Regions from separate parts of the Homo sapiens genome. Here region 2 is linked to region 1. A link is an interaction called in ENCODE POLR2A ChIA-PET data of the cell type or tissue named here. Cell type or tissue: PC-9. All regions are shown on one strand. Each heading gives the region's core, and the rest is flanking DNA. Links, peaks and the distances in the headings are about the cores only. Region 1 holds the start of LINC01847 (long intergenic non-protein coding RNA 1847). Region 2 has its middle 38 kb from the start of LINC01845.

The links. Peaks named below come from ENCODE experiments on the same cell type or tissue, not always from the same donor. Only the 100,000 strongest peaks of a DNase experiment are listed, where the experiment ranks them.
Region 2: POLR2A ChIA-PET joins it to region 1 with 12 read pairs; 2 of 35 experiments call an interaction of 5 or more read pairs at or near these places.

Annotation. Positions count from the first base shown.
Region 1 is chr5:159,867,504-159,875,843 of GRCh38, forward strand. LINC01847 (long intergenic non-protein coding RNA 1847) reads right to left here and starts at 3,881. Exons shown (of 3, transcript NR_109891.1): 1 at 355-3,881. It also overlaps a transcript of ADRA1B not described here. RefSeq lists an enhancer at 6,279-7,478. In PC-9, for the core only: no CTCF peak of the experiment used is centred there; DNase peaks (open chromatin) are centred at 6,418 and 7,008; H3K27ac peaks cover 747 bases.
Region 2 is chr5:159,423,986-159,432,325 of GRCh38, forward strand. No RefSeq gene overlaps it. Among named protein-coding and RNA genes, the nearest start is that of LINC01845, 38 kb to the right of the region's middle. RefSeq lists an enhancer at 3,480-3,559. In PC-9, for the core only: no CTCF peak of the experiment used is centred there; no DNase peak of the experiment used is centred there; H3K27me3 peaks cover 1,487 bases.

The sequences.
Region 1 (8,340 bases), core at 122-8,121:
CCTTTCTTCCTCTTCACTCAGGTACAGCTATACTTGCTGTTAGTATTTTACAGCTATACTTGCTGTAAGTATTTTACAGCAAGTGGGCTTGTCAAGGGGTTTTTCCACATCAGGGTGGATGTCTCCTCAGAAAGAATTCTCAAACCAACTGCTAAGACAATAAAAGTTTTCCATCTCTTATTCCACCCAAGACTGAAATCAAAGATGGAGACCACTGTTCTTTACTTTCCATTATTTCCTTTGACCACATGATGACAGATGTCAGAGAGTCCCTGTCATAATAGAGCTCCTGAGTGCTCGCCTAACTCAATGGAAGAACTGCTTTCACCTTGATCCAATTGCCAGCTTATCTACCTGGCTTTGATTCTCTGGAACCGCAGGCTTTCTTCACCACAAGTGTGGTCTCACGTGTTCTGGATCTGTGTCTATAAGCAACAGAAAAAAAAACTATTAAACACCCATTGCAAACAAAGTAAAATTCTAGGGACTGAGAGAGAAGAATCATGGCCTCTGTTCTATAAGAATTTGTGAGCCCAGCTCTGGCACCAACTTACCATGTAATTTTAGGAAGATGACTAACTTCCCAGCCTCAGTTTCCTCATATGTAAAATGGTGATATTGTAAACACCTACCACATAGGGTCATTGCAAAGAATAAATAAGGTAAAGACAAAACAAAAAGGCAAAACAAGTAAAGTACTTGGCTTGGTACATGGTTAATAATGATAATAAATTATGTACAAATAAATCAGTGCTGATTGCTCAATGAAATGGGAAAAGATGCATAATATAAGGCAGACTTTGATAAGTTTTATAGGAGAGTTACAATTTCCTATGGGGAAATATGGGAGGGAAGGATTCATTCTAATTGAGAGGATTGAGAAAGGATACTCAGAGTAAACAAGAGTTGAGCTAGGTGTGAAGAATAAATAGGATTGGGACAAAAGGTCTTGGGAAGTTTCCACAAGGTATTGAGAATCAGTGTTGAAAACTTGTATATTTTTGGTAGTGTTTCAGTATTGAAGGATGATGATCTTGGCTCCTACCAGTTATGGTGAGAAACTAGGTTGCTATATTCAGAAACGATTTGGTGGATAGAAGTCTTGAAAGCTTTGTGGCTAAAACTCTACCTGATCCCTATGCAGTCTATGGGTGGCATAGTTTTTGTAAGGCCAGAGGTTACATTACCTGAAAGATCATTTAGACCAATACTCATTAGATGTCTCAGCTGTTGTTGTAGGTACAACATCCTTACTCAAAAGCCAACTCATTATCAGTTCATACACCTCCAATGATAGAAAGTTCATTGCCAACACTATTTTGACCACAGTCAATATACTGAAAAGGACCAGAGGGCAGGAAACCCATCAGGTTCATGGGAGATCATAGGAAGAAGGACATAGTTTCCAGAAATTATCAGTTTTAAAAGGAAACTTAACTTGACTCTAAGCAAACCATTCAACCTCTCTGGACCTCAGAGCATCTCTCATGTTGCTTATAGCTCTAATATCCTGAAGCCTCAAATCAAAAAGGCAGCAGAGATTAAACAACATATTGTAGAGAAAAACCAACTGAAATCGGGCACACATACATATTTTGTAATTTTCAACTACAAAGTAAAGAGATTATTATTACCACTATGAAAGCATTTCATTTCAATTCAACAAGCATCATGTCAGTCCCCAGGGTTACAGAGCTGAATACTCCTACTCTATTCCACCCTGGACAAACCATTCCTGGAAAGCCTTCTATCCAGGTGTGGATGCCTCAGTTTAACAGGTATAGCAGTACACTATGGTTTGGCCAGAATCTGGAGATATAGCTGGAACATAGGCTGTCATCTAAGTGAAAACTCTTATCAGAGCTATATGAGAGGAACTAAAGTTCTTTTAAACTACTGAGAGCAGAACAGGTGTCCACAGGTAAAATTACCACAGAAGTGGATTTCAGTTTTATGTAATGAAGATCATCCTAGTTATTAGAGTTGCTCACTGGAAAAGCTAATGAATCCCATTGCAAGAAGTATTTCAGAACGATCTGGAGAACTAACTCTTAGAATAGTTGTAGAAGACATGTTTGCACTGGCTAGGCAATTAGTCCAGAAGATACACAGTAATATTGATCATGATTCATTCATTTATTCAACATACATTAGTGAACACTTCCTGACTTTGGGGCTGGCATCCCTGGGTTTAAGTCTCCACTGTGCTACTTCCTAGCTGTGATACCTTGAACCAGTTAGTGTCCCTGTATCTCAGTCTCCTCATCTACAAAATGGGAATAATAATCGCTCCTGCTTCAGAGAGTTATTGTGAAGATAAAAGGAGATGATTTATGTAAAGCAGTTTTGAACAGTGTCTGGCACATAATACATAGTCAATTAATATTAGACATTAGTAGCAGTAATATGTGATATGTTACTGCTGTAATATATTGCAGCCAATGGCAGGCACTGGGCTAGACACTGGATTACCATGGTTAAGAAAACAGACATCAATCCTACGTTTCTTGAGTTTAAAGTCAGCCAAGAGGTTGGAGGGTGTAAAAGACAGTAAACAAAAAGTCACAGAAACAAATAGTTTCAAAATGTGACAATGCTATGAAGGGAAAAAAGAGAATTCCATGATAGCATATAACAGAGAGGAAGGAGACTCATCTAGACTCGGAGGTACAGGGAAGGGTTCTCTGAGGAACTGACACTTAGGCTGAGTTGCAGTATAGACGCATCCCTGTACCAGTGATTTAGAGGAGTGGCCTCACGCTTGACTTATTTTAAGTCCACAGAGAAAGCAAGCCATCTATCTGCAAGAGTGTGGCATCACCTGGCAATCTGATTCCCAGTTTGTGCATCAAGACTCACACTGGCAGTGTAAATGTAGACAAGCTCTCTTTGCTTTAGCTATTAGATTCCATTTAATTTTTCTCTGAAATCTATAAACATCAATAAATCCATCCATCCATCCAACCATTCATTCAATGATCCACTGGCCTATGGGAGATTCAAAGATATGTAGCCCCCAATGTCAAAAAATTCTGCAAGGGAAGCTGATGTGTGTATAAACTCCTGTAAGTGAAGATACATGGGAGTGATGGAGGGAAATGCTATGGAATTTTGAAGAAGTTAGAAATTCAGCACCAATCCGGGTGTGAAGGGAGAAGTTGTTGGAAAAAGTGGCATGTTAAAGTATGCTGGGGGATTCTAAGCAAAGTGAACGCAAAGGAATCAAATCTTATTCAGCATTTGTGTTCTAAAATCAATGCATAAAGCCAAAAAAAGTCATAAATAGAGGATAGTCAAAAGTTCCCTTGAAAATCCCTTATGAGAGACTGTGTTGGAAAATGACACTGTCTCTCAAGAAATCCAATACAGTCACTGTGTCCTGTAGTCCCAAAATCAATTGTTGTTGCTTCAGCTGAATTCGTGAGCTTGCTTTAAGGGGCCAAGTTGTATGAAAACCATGAAATCTTCCACATTGGACTCACACATGTTGTGATGAGATGCTCATCCTGTGGGAAGACCATAGAAGAGGTGAGGAGGAGTAGTTGTGGCCATGTTTCCTGCAACCTGCAGGGCAGCACTCACCATTCAGCATGGAAAAGCAGACAGAGCTGTCCCTAGCAGCTTAGCCATCAATTTGCTCTGCTCTCAGCCTCCCTCAGTCTATTCATGTTATTTTTTGCCAACTAAATAGTTAACTGTGCTTGCATTAAATATAAATATAATAATGTGTCCAATGCAACATGGTTAAAAACCCGAGGTCAGCAAACAGCTGGGCTATTCAGGAAACAGCTCAGTGGCCCATTATAACTGGAAGTTGGGGTCTATATTGGTCTCTAAGGCTCCCATAACAAAGCACCACAAACTCGATGACTTAATGCAACAGAAGTTTATTCTCTCATGGTTCCTTTTGGAGAGCAGAAGTCTAAAAATCAAGGGGTCAGCAGGGCCACACTTCCTGTGGAGGCTCTACAAGAGATTCCATCCTTTGCCTCTTCCAGCTTCTAGTGATTCTAATTCCTTGGCTTGCAGCTCCTCCCCTGTGTCCTTATGTCTCAACTCTCCCTCTCTTTTATTTTATAAGGACAACACTCCTTGAGCTTAGGGCCCACCCTAAATCTAGAATCATCTCATCTCAAGATTCTTAACATCTTCAAAAGCCCCATTTCCATTAAAGTCACATTCACAGGTACTGGGGTGGTGGGGTGGGGTTAGGACTTAGACGTATCTTTTGGAGATCTGCTATTCAACCCAATACAAAGTCTAAGAAAGAGAATTTTAAAAGTAGATTGAAGCCCTGTTTTGACAGTCTTTGAATGCCAATTTTGAATGACTTTGAGGTTATAGTTCTCTTTAGAGTTGTGATGGTGGCAACTTTTACTTACATGCTATTTAAACATCTCTCTGCAGGGTCTCCTCCTCTGCCTTACTGTTCCTCTCTGACACCCTGGAGCCCTTCCCTACTACTTTATGTACTCATGAGGGATCCTGCAGGACAATAAGCTTTGATAAACTTGATAAACTCCAACATTGCTTTTTCATGTCCTAATCAAAATGCCCAACTTGTATCATATCCTCTACATGAGTGACGATTAATCAACTAAAATAATCTTATAAGATTAAAATACTCTCATGATTAATCAAATAAAATAACCTTATTTTAAAATAATAAAATAATTAAGGCACTGGCTCGTCAACATTGTTAGAAATTGCACATGTGGCCTTTTGAGTGTGTCTATGTTAATGAGTGCTCTTGCTTGCAGAGATGCAGCTGCTGCTGGGGACACCACCTGAAGCAGGGAGGGAGAAATGCCCTAACTAGCTGCTTCTTCTTGTCCCCAAAATATCATTGGCCAAACTCAGCTAGAAGCCAGCTGATGCAGGAGCCTGGGAGCTACAGCTTGCAGAGATAAGATCCCTGTGATACAGAACAGAGGTGGGAAGGGAAAGACACTATGGGAAGACAAGTGGGCCCTGGACCAGCAAACTATTATTATCCCCATTTTACAGAAAGGGACATGGAGCTCAGAGAAGGTGATGTGATTGCCTAGAGTCATGCAACTGGTGAGTATGAGTGTGGACTTTGAATCCAGGTCTGTCTGAATCATAAGCCTGAGGTCTTGCCAGTCTTGCCTGGCTCTCACTACCATCATAGAAATTTCACTTGCTTTGTCTGACTGCTTGGTCAAGAGATAGACCAAGGTCCTGAGAGGCAGTTTCATGGCTCTGAAATCTGCAATAAAACCTTCCTTGGATTCAAGATCTGGGCTTTTATAAAAAAAATTCTGGGATACATGTGCAAAACGTTCAGGTTTGTTACATAGGTATACATGTGCCGTGGTGGTTTGCTGCACCTATCAACCCATCATCTAGGTTTTAAGCCCCACATGCATTAGATATTTGTCCTAATGCTCTCCCTCCCCTTGCCCCCCACCCCCAAACAGGCCCCAGTGTGTGATGTTCCCCTCCCTATGTCCATGTGTTCTCATTGTTCAACTCCCACCTATGAGTGAGAATATGCGGTGTTTGGTTTTCTGTTCCTGTGTTAGTTTGTGGAGAATGATGGTTTCTAGCTTCATCCATGTCCCTGCAAAGGACATGAATTCATTCTTTTTTATGGCTGCATAGTATTCCATAGTGTATATGTGCCACATTTTCTTTATCCAGTCTATCATTGATAGGCATTTAGGTTTGTTCCAAGTCCTTGGTATTGTAAATAGTGCTGCAATAAACATAAGTATGCATGTGTCTTTACAGCAGAATGATTTATAATCCTTTGGGTTTATACCCAAGATCTGGGCTTTTTGAAGGGCACAGAGTTGCAGGGCTCCAGCCTCCTTCAGGAAAGAACCCACTGAGTCCGCTGCTGCAAGTGCCATCAGCAGACACTCCAGCTGTCAGCATGAGCTTGGCAGCCTCAGCTGCAGAGAGCCACCTTGCCCAGGAGAGTACCCTTCCCTGACAGCACATACCCAATCACTGATAAAGGCTCAGTCTTTTCAGCTCACTGAGGACAACTCTAATAAACATCACAGTTCAACTTCTGCCTCTGTTCAATCCTGTTTCCTCTCCCTTCCCCAAGTGCCGATCCCTAACAACAAACCCTGACTATGACAGCCTATGACAGGACTTTTCGTTGTTATTGTGCTCATCTCAGAGCCCCCTCAGTCTACACATATACTGGATGATGGTGGCAACAGGAGTGAAAGCCATGGCAATGACCATCGTGGAGGTGGTTTCACCTCCTTCCATCTCTAGACAGTGTGCAGGCCTGTCCCCAGTGGAATTTTTCTGGTTAATTTAGACAGAAAAACAAATGGAGATACCATGAAATGATGAGGCACTCCATCATTTTTTTTGATGATGATCCATTGCTTCATTCCCCCAGAATGAATCACCAAAATAGTATTTGATTGGAAGGTCAGTGGAAGTACAACCATCAGCTTTTTAACCCCACCTCTTTGTTTTTTTATGCAGAGGGCAGAAAATGTCTTCTGGACGACTTACTGTCTTGATAGTGTCTTCATACTGGAACAGAAACACAACCTAACATTCTGTAGCCCTTCTGGGCTATTGGGGTCTTCTCTCTAGAGGTAACTAGACTGGTTTCTGCCTTTCTGTAAAATATTCCCTCTGAAGATTCCCAGGATGCTTGGAGAAGTGCTCAGACCCACTGATTTCTAATACCAGCCCCTAGAGCCACAATAAAGGCCTGAAGCTTGGTGGGGCTTCCAAAAGCCATCAAGTCCACCTCTCTGCCCTTGGGAAGAACCTCCCACCACCACCAACATACACATATTTTCTTTCTTCAAAATGAAATAAATTCCTTATTTTCTTGGCTATCCCAGCTCACCACTATCCAATCAGATGACACAAGCTACTGAAGCTCTGTAGAGCTGTGGGTGGCCTCCTTCACAATTTTCTTCCCTGCCAACTAATTCCTGACCTTAACCTTCTTAGGTGTCAGTGCAGCACCTATTATTCATGACTTCATTGACATTTCTTCCAAATCCCTGAAGCTGGTGGTGACTCATTCCCTCTTGTCATCAAGGGGCATCATTGGGCTGTATACAGTACATGGCATGAAGTTCATTTTAGCTGTTCTCTGAAGTCTTGCAACAAAGGAGCTCTGAAAATTTTTAATTTGATGACCTGGAGGCAAACATGAAGATTTCCAATTTAACAGCCTGAAGAATTAAATTAAACAACCTGTGTGGGTCATGCAGGGACAAGGAGCCTGGACTTGCCCCCTTGGGGGTCAGAGTCCTCAGGTCCATGGAAAGTTGGTCTAACAAAGGTCTAAAATGTCCACAGCAGTCCAGGCCTTCCCTAGAGGGCCCCGTTTGAATTTATTCATGTACCCAAATGCAGTTTGCACGAAAAGGGTATGTCCTTGTATTTTCCATGGGATATTTTCTTTAGCTGAAAAGAACTGAACATTTATTGGGCTAAATGAGAACTGAGAATTCGTGCTCCTAGACAAAACTGGTGTCTTCACAGCACTAATTAAGTCAAACAGGATGGCAATTTCCTGGGAAATTGCATCAAAACTCCTAGCTTCATGGTCGTTTGGTGGTATAGGTCCCCTCCACCCCGATTCTTAGAGCCTGAGCCACACTGGCATTTAGATAAGAGAAGGGGGCTTTGGTAACATAATTCATGGTGGAGAAAACAACAGTGGCCTTTTCAGTAAAATCATGCACAGGACTTATACTAAGAGAAGGTTTATCCTGCAGGATAAAAGCTTGTTGGCTTGCAGATGTCCTACCTTAATGTCAGGACACAGTTATATCCTTTTATTCTCTTTTCTCCCCTCCTCTATTCCCCACTCCCACAAAACTCAAGCCCACAACCGCAGCTCCTACCCAAGAGCAAAATCTGAAATAAGTCACCGACAGCCTTAAGGACCAAGCTCAAGGAAAAATGAAACTCTGGAGTTAAACCCAAGTCACAAATATATGACCCTGAGACCATACCTAGTGCATGGATACATCAGTTTGGTTCATATACAGTATCTTACTTTAAAATTTCAACATGCATTTCTAAATTGAGAGAGTCCACTAAAACTCCAGTTTTCCAGTTTCTCCTGAAAAATAAAAATATCCAGCCACAGCTGGATAGGATTCCTGCACAGCCAGAACCAGCTGGAGCTCAATAACCAGCATCAGCCCCTTCACAAGGGGCACACCCTCTCTAATTCGCCTTCCTTGTGCCACACAAGTTCCAGTTTTGCATAGTTCTGCTCTGGTCCCTGCAGGCATCCAGGTTTGAGTCCCCTGAATTAAAGCAGGGAAAGGAGAAGAAAAAGGGAGGGTCAACTGAGAAGAGGTTTCCCTGATATAT
Region 2 (8,340 bases), core at 59-8,058, 440 kb before region 1:
TTTTTGCCTAACATAAGTATTTTTAATATTTTTCTAGAATGCCATGTCATACATCCAATAAAATTCAACTCTGCAAGCATGAGAGAGAAGAGGAAGGAAAAGAGAGAATCTGAAGTGTGAGTGATTCTGTTTACCATTCCACAGAGTAAGTGGCTGCCTGGGAGTGTGTGTGAGATGGGAGTGGGAGAGAATCTTCTGTTCTTCCCTTGGACCTCAGTTCCACGGAGCTTTTCAGCGTGTAAAACATCTTACCATGGACATTCTGGGTTTCGGTTTAAAAAGATGTATTTTTGGTTTGACACAGTCTCTCACTGAAACCAGCTGCTTCAGCTGACAGTCAAACTAAGAGTCAAGGATTAACTGTACAGTTAGGGACACAGCAGCCATGGCAAAACTTACTGAGAAATGGCCATCTCCCATGTAGCATTCTGCTAAGGGATTTCAAGGGCATTTTGACTTTTGACTTTTTTACCTGGCACGCTGACTTGGCGAGCTAACCCCTGTGCAAGATGCCACTCAAGAAGCCACTCCGTTGTTTATAATTAAGACAGCAGGTGAGGTGGCCCTGTACTTTGAGATTTAAACAATAGTGACTTAAGCTCTTTCTCCTGTTTTCTGTAGGAAGTCCAGCATGCTTACTGAGACTCCCTCCATCCCTGGGGCTGACAGTCCCGTGGGTTTGTTCTGGCTCTAGGTGTCCACCCCCGAGGAGCTCTGAATTCACAGTGTCGCATGAAGGGACAGCACCCTGCTCTCCCTGTGCAAGGCACTGAGCTTCATGTCAAACTTGGCCTCTGTGTTTTGTTCCCACCAGGCCCTTCTCCCAAGAAATGTACACGTAGCAAACTTTACTCAAAGTGTGAGGACTCAGGAGGGATTTTAAAAAATCATAAAAATGCCGAGTTTAAAATTAGATCGTATTAGTGTTGTTTTCCTTAGAAGGAAGAAAAAAAGTTTAAAAATTAAAAAAAGAGATAAAATTAGATCTTATATATCTCTCTCCTGGAAAGTTCCTTAACAGCCTTGCTGTAGGGGAAATGTCTTTCTCACCGAACACTTTTCTTGGAAGATTCCGGCCTTCCACCTTGTTGTTTGCCTTCTCTGTCTGTAAAACATTCAAATTCTCTCATTTATCCTAGAAGGCAGTTTAGCTCTACAGCCCCTACACAGTCCTAGACCTCCTTTCTGTATCTACTATTAAGTACCATTCACACCAAGGGTCACCTACTCTGAGTTTCAATCATTATTAATAAAGAAGGGAAAGTGGAGGCTTTGAAATTCCCATATTTTCTTCATGTCTCTCCACCAGTCTTTGTAAGTGAAATAGAGGCTGATAGAGATTTACTTTCTCATTGATATTAACTATGCTTCTCCTCTTAGAAGACAGAGGCATCTGTAGTCAGTGTCAAATATTTCCCACCCTACCATATATATATATGAAATACATGGATTATGTTCTATGGACAATTGGGTATCTTGTTTGTTTTAGTTACTATTGCTGTATAACAAATCATTCCAAACTTACAGGTTAATCAACAACAATTTATTATGCCCACAGATTCTGCAGATCAGGGATTTGAGAGGATCATGGTGGAATCACTTGTTTCTGTTCCATGATGTCTGGGGCCTCAAATGGGGAGATACAGAGGTTGGGGATGGCTTCGTGGGTGAGGGCTAGAATTATTAAGAGGGTTATCACTTACATGCCTGGCAGTTGATGTAAGTCATCAGCTGAGATGTCAGCTGGGGACATCCACTGAAATACCTACTCATGGCCTGTCCATGTGGTGCCTTAGGCCTCGTCACAGCATGGTGGCTGGGTCCCAAGAGTGAGCATCTCAAGAGAGCAAGGTGAAAGTGCATGACATTTTAATGAGTCAGCCTTGAAAGTCACATAATGTTAGTTCTGCACTATTCTTGGTCAAGGCAGACACTGAGATCTGCCCAGCTTCAAGGGGACGTGGCAAAGACCCCATCATTTGATAGGAGGATCGTCGAGGTCACATTGTAGTGAAAGCCTGTGAGACGAGTGGTGATGTTTCTGCCATGTTGGAAAATGCAATCTGCTACACTGCTCTTTTCATTTAACATATCATACCATTAAAATAATCCATCAACTCTGTGAATACATCCATAGAACTTATTCATTTACTAGTTCCTTAGTATAGGACTTTTCTCATCACTTCCCCATAAGAGAGAAGAAGGAGGTATGGTTATTTTCCTTCCCTAAAACCAAGAGAGAGAGGCCCAAAGAGAATTATTTGACAAGTGGGATTCCTATTCCTGCAGTGTCGACTCCATTAATTTGGGGTCTGTTATCTTTCCTTTGATGGTTTTTGAGTCTTGGACCAGCAGGAGCACCTGAGGCTGCTTAGGACATGGATATAGGGGTCTGTGGCTTCTCAGGTGTGTCAAGGACACATACATTTCTCCTGGGTCGAGGGAACACCTTAGGAAGTGGGACTTGAGCTGTTCTGCCATTATTCCCCAAGTGGGTTTCCCACTGGATGAGATACCCCTGGTAGAAGGAAAGTGTGGGGAAGACTGTGGTTGGGGAGGAAAAGGAAAGGAAGCAGCTGGAGCCCTAGCCAGGCCACCCATGTAGGTGAATATGCAGGGGATGGCCCTACGACATTCTCCAAAGAACCCAATGGATGAGCCCCATGAAGGAGCCACACAGCAGGAGTCAAAGCTCAGTCTGCATTATCCAGGAACCAGTGACCACTGAAATAAAAAGGATCAGCTCCTCATCATAAGCAGCTAAATGAGGAAACATCTCTGTCCTTCCCTCTTTCCATCCTGCCCCAACAGCAGAGGGCATGCGCATAGGAGATGGCGTGGTGAGAAGAGACCATCCTCTTTCCCCTACAACCTTTAAGCAGCTTAGAAACTCAAGTCTAGGTTTGTGTATGTGTTTGGGCGTGGTGAGGAAAAGAGAGTCATTACAAGAAAACAAGTTTCAAGTTTTGAAATGCATGGGACTGAGTCCTACAGAAACAAAAATGTCACTGAATAACCCTTAATAACTGGAAATAAATGGAATTGCACTAAGATGATGTCAAGCACCATTAAAGAGGATTTGAGAACACACAGTTGGTGGCAATTCTGTGTTTGAAACAGTGGTAAGCTGAGACTCCTTGATAAACTAGGTACAATTGTAGTTATTGGGTATCAGCCTTTTTTAAAGACTTAATTCTTAGCCAAAATGCCCTTCCAGGAAGGCTGTACTTTTCCCAGCTCCTTGAAGATGCCCACTTCACGGGATGACATTTATTCAGGCCTGGAGAGGTGCAATCTCATTATGTGGGTCATTAGAGCAACACATTAAAGGCGACAAAGGGAGTGTCGCCAAAAGACTTTGTAGCAAGTTATGTGGAAGTGAGCAAGAGAACACGACTGCCTCACCTCTTGGGGGTGGCGAAGGGTTATGTTTAGATGGGGTGTATATGAGTGTCTGGGGTTTTTTACTCATATTGATGGCCAAATTATTTTCCCCTTCTGATTCCCTTTGAGAATCCACTTCACTACCTGCTTCTTGCTGCAAACTGGGAGTTGTAAAATCAGAGAGTCTAGGGTGTCACCCGAATTGCCCTCATGTATGGCATAGCTGTGTGTGTAGAGCAGAACGAGGTAGGGAGGAAAAGTCATGCTGAGCTCAGGCTGAGAAAGAAGAGGGAATCAGAAAGATGGGCCATTTGAAAGCAAAACTGCCTTGAAATCTCTAATAGGCTCTGTCTTGCAAACAAGAAGGGGAAGATAGGGTGAGAGGGGATGTTAGTTTTTAGCAACTGTTTTAAAACTGACAACAGAGGAAGAGAGACCAGACCACAAAGTTAACATTTGCAACTTAGGCATCATTTGATTGTTTAAAAAAGTCCCCAGTCTTAGGAGGGGCTGTCCTTGGGTGAAGGGTTCTGTTTTGAACTGGAGGGAGATCTGGGTGAAGCATGGATGAAGTATATACTCCCTTCCTCAAATCACTCTCCATCTGCATCACCTGATGCTGGAAATCCCCAGGATTAGCTTTTATAAAGTTTTGGCTACATTATGAAGTTCATTTAATGCCTTCCACAATGGCGTCTCAATTTACAGGTGAGCTAACTGAGGCTTGGAGCAGTTAAGGCAATGAGTGTAAGTCTGCGCAGCTGGTGAAGCACACAGCCCAGGATTTGGACCTAGATCTGTCCGATTCTAAATTCTTTCGATCACACCAGTGGCCCCAGCAGATGCTCACTCCTTTAGATTAAGTACCCTCTCCGTCAACTGCATTACACAGTTTCTTAAGCAAATAGCATGGAGGCTCAGACTATGAGCTTTGGAGTCAGTAGGGCTTGAATTTAAATTTTGACTCCAGCCTTGATCATTTATGTGACTTTGGGCACACAACGCAAAGTCTACTCAAAAAAAGCTGTGAGGAGGATGTGCAGCACAGCTGTGGTAAACACTCTACTAGATTATTATTATTGTTATTATTATTATTTTGAGACGGAGACTCTCTCTCTGTCGCCCAGGCTGGAGTGCAGTGACACGGCCTTGGCTCACTGCAGCCTCAACCTCCTGGGCTCGAGCCATTATCCTACCTCAGCCTCCCAAGTAGCTGGGACAACAGGTGCATGCCACCACGCCTGGCTAATTTTTGTTTTTTAATTGAGATAGAGTTTCACTATGTTGCCCAGGCTTGTCTCAAATTCCTGGGCTCAAGAAGTGATCCTCCCACCTCAGCCTCCTAAAGTCCTGGGATTACAAGTGTAAGCCACCACGCCTGGCCTATTGTTAATTTTTAAAAAGCTGTTGTCTCTCTTTGATCCATAAGTGTGTGATAATAGAACAGGAGGGGGACAGTTAACAATGATCAGAACACTAGCTAACACTTCTTGAGCACTTAGGATGCATCAGACACTGTGCGAATTGCTTTCCATGGTACTATCTTAATCTTCCTAACAATTCAACGATATGTACCATTAGTCAACCTCAACGTATAAATAGAAAGCACATCCAGCTACAGGTAGAGGAGCCAGGATCTGAACCTAGGTGGGTGAACTCTGGAGCCTGTGCTTACACCAGGAGGTAAGCTTGCAGGGGCCCTGCGGGACTTTGGGAGTAGATGGGGATGCTTAAGGAGGGTTGAGTAGGAGGCTGTGGTCCTGGGGTAGTGTGTGGGCTTTGGGCATTGGAGGGTGGGGAAGAAGGTGACAAGAACGGGGTGAGATAAGGTAACCATGGAGTGGGGATTTGGACATTTGAAACAGTTGTCACCTGTAGGATGATGTCTTAGTTCATTCTTGCACTGCTATAAAAGCACACCTGAGACTAGGTTATTTATAAAGAAAAGAGGTTTGATTGGCTCACAGTTCTGCAGGCTGTACAGGAAGCAAAGCAGCTTCTGCTTCTGGGGAGGCCTTTGGAAGCTTCCAATCATGGCAGAGGGCAAAGGGGGAGTGAGGTATTTCATGGGGCAGGAGCAGGAGCAAAAGAGAGTGAGAGGAGGAGGTGCTGCACACTTTTAAACAACCAGATCTCGTGAGATCTCACTCACTGTCATGAGAACAGCACCAAGGAGATGGTGCTAAACCATTCATGAGAAACTGCTCCCATGATCCAGTCACCTCCCATGGGGCCCCACCTTCAACACTGGAGATAATAATTCAGCCTGAGATTTGGTGGGGACACAGATCCAAACCATATCGGATGGTTTCCAGGGAAAGGCATTTGCATCTGAATCCCAAAGGCGAATCACAGACTGTCAGGGCTGGGAGTTCCTTAGACATGGTCTAGTCTGATGGTCTTTTAAACTGTACATATGGAAGCTTAGAGTCCGTCAAGGGTATGAATCGATAGAGGCAGTGGGATGGAGGCTGAGCAAAGGGGTCTTCAAGACCTTCTGGTTTGCATCAACCAAAGTCGTTCCATTTCTCTTTTTACCCTTTTTGTTGTTGTTGAGGTACAGCTTATATATAATAAAGCACACGAATTTCAATTCATGTGATGAGGCTGGGCATGGTGATGCATGCCTGGAATCCCAGCATTCTGGGAAGCTGAGGTGGGTGGATATCTTGAGCTCAGGAGTTCAAGACCAGTTTGGGCAACATGGCAAAACCCCAACTCTACAAGAAATACAAAAATTAGCTGGGCATGGTGGCTCATGGCTGTAGTCTCAGCTACTTAGGAGGCTGAGGTGGGTGGATCACTTGAGCCCGTGAGGTTGAGGCTGCAGTGAGCTTTGATTGTGTCACTGCACTCCAGCCTGGGTGACAGAGTGAGGCCCTGTCTCAAAAGATACATGAAATAAAATAAAGCCTGATGAGTTTGTATAAACTTATGCACCCATGTAACCACAGATCAAGATAAAGAATCTTTCCAAAGTCCCAGTAAGCTCTCTCTGGTTCTTTCCCATCAGTGCTGTCACCAAAGAGAACCACCATTTTCATATTATCTGTTTTCGAACTCATATAAATGGAATCGTAGAGCATGCGTTCATTTTGTCTAACTTCTTTTGTTCAAAATTATGTCTGGGAGATTCATCCATGTTCTAGCATGTAGGAGCCGCCCACCCTTTTTCATTGCTGTGTAGTATTCTGTTGTGTGACTATACCAGAATTTATTTAGCTTTTCTGCTTTTGATGGACATTTGGGTTGTTTCCATATTTTGATGTTATGAACATAGCTGCTATGAACACTCTTGCACAGCCTTTTTGGGGAAAAACGAACACATTTCTGTCGGGTATATACCCAGAGTGGTATTGCAGGGTTACTGGGTGGCTGCATGTTTAGCTTTGGTGGGTAGGGCAGCTCTATTTTTGAACAGATGTTTCATAGAGTAGGAATCCTCATGTAAGATTTTGCCTGGAGAAAGGGTGTGATTGCTTACATTTTTCTTTACATGGAAAAAGTTTCAATTCCTGTAGTGCAATCTTCTGCATTTACAGATGGTGAAACTGACACTCAGAAAGTGATTTGCTCAGACTCAAACTGCGGTAAAGCCACAGCCAGATCACTAGACTGAACATTTTGTATTGACTTTCAAACTCTGTGAAACAGATCCTAAATATCACTCAAACTGGTTGCTGGTCAGATGTGGACAGGAACCCATAATTAGAGTCAGAAGCCTTGGGTTCAGTCTCAAAACTCTCACTAACAAATGTGTGAGTCAGGGTGAGGCACTGCTGTGGACCTCCATCTCCCTAACAGGGAAATGGATGTATTTGCTTCACAGCGTTGCTGGATGGAAGGAGGTAATGATGGGGAGACATTTTATAGCTGGGAAGCTCTTAGCAAATTGTTATTATCATTATCAAAATGTATTCTAAGGGGATGCTTGGGCAAGCATGCTGTTTTCTTGTGGTATGAATGTTTATTCACTATTTTCTGTTTTATATTTTAGCCTGAGTTAATAGTTTTTAATGAACATTTCTTCCCCCTCATTAAAGAGCTAGTATGGCAGTTAGTATTTTCCGGAGATAGCCACACCAAGTATAGCCCATCCTCCATGCTGCTCTTACACTGGGGACATTTTTATAATGAGACACACCTGCATTGAAGCGGGGGTCTGTGTTTCCTCCCCTTGAACCTGGGCAGGCTTTTGTAACTGCCTTGACTCACTGAAAGTGCAGAAATGGCAGTGCGCAAGGAGGAATGCAGAGTTAGAAAGGAAAAGTCTAGATTTCGGGGTGTTTCCTGCAGAGAACAGAAACCCTCCCTGGGAGGAGACACTGCTGTGGCTTTTACTTTTCTGGTTTTACACTGTGGTCCTATTCACTTTTCAGATTTCTTCATTAAAACCTTCCCCCAAAGAGGAAAGCCTATGTCTAGGAACCACCCTGACAAGTTAAAGCTGAGGTGAGAACTGAGTGCTCCATAGCTTCCAATTCAGGCAGAGTTTTAGTCATTTTGGGGGAGCCTGTTGACTCTGGGAGAAAGGCCTAGAGCTCAGATTATCCTGGGGTTGTGGGGGCTGGGAACAGGAGCTTTGAGTGACAGTATACAGGGGAATAGTGACAGCTCCCCTTTGCCTGAGGGGCAGATGGACTCCTAGCACCCAGAACCCTAGACGCAGAATGGCGCCCATGGGGGTGAGTGGTCGAGAGGCACACAGAGAGAGCTGGATTTCTGCCCCTTGACTTTCCCCTCCCTGAGAGCTCCAGGTTTCCAAGAAAAAAGGTCCTCACCACAGTTCTAAAAATAATAACTATCTTGGCTGGGCACAGCGGTTCACACCTGTAATGCCAGCACTTTGGGAGGCTGAGGTGGGAGGTTTGCTTGAGCCCAGGAGTTGGAGACCAGCCTGGGAAACATAGTGAGATCCTGTCTCTACAAAAAATACAGAAAACTTAGCCAAGCGTG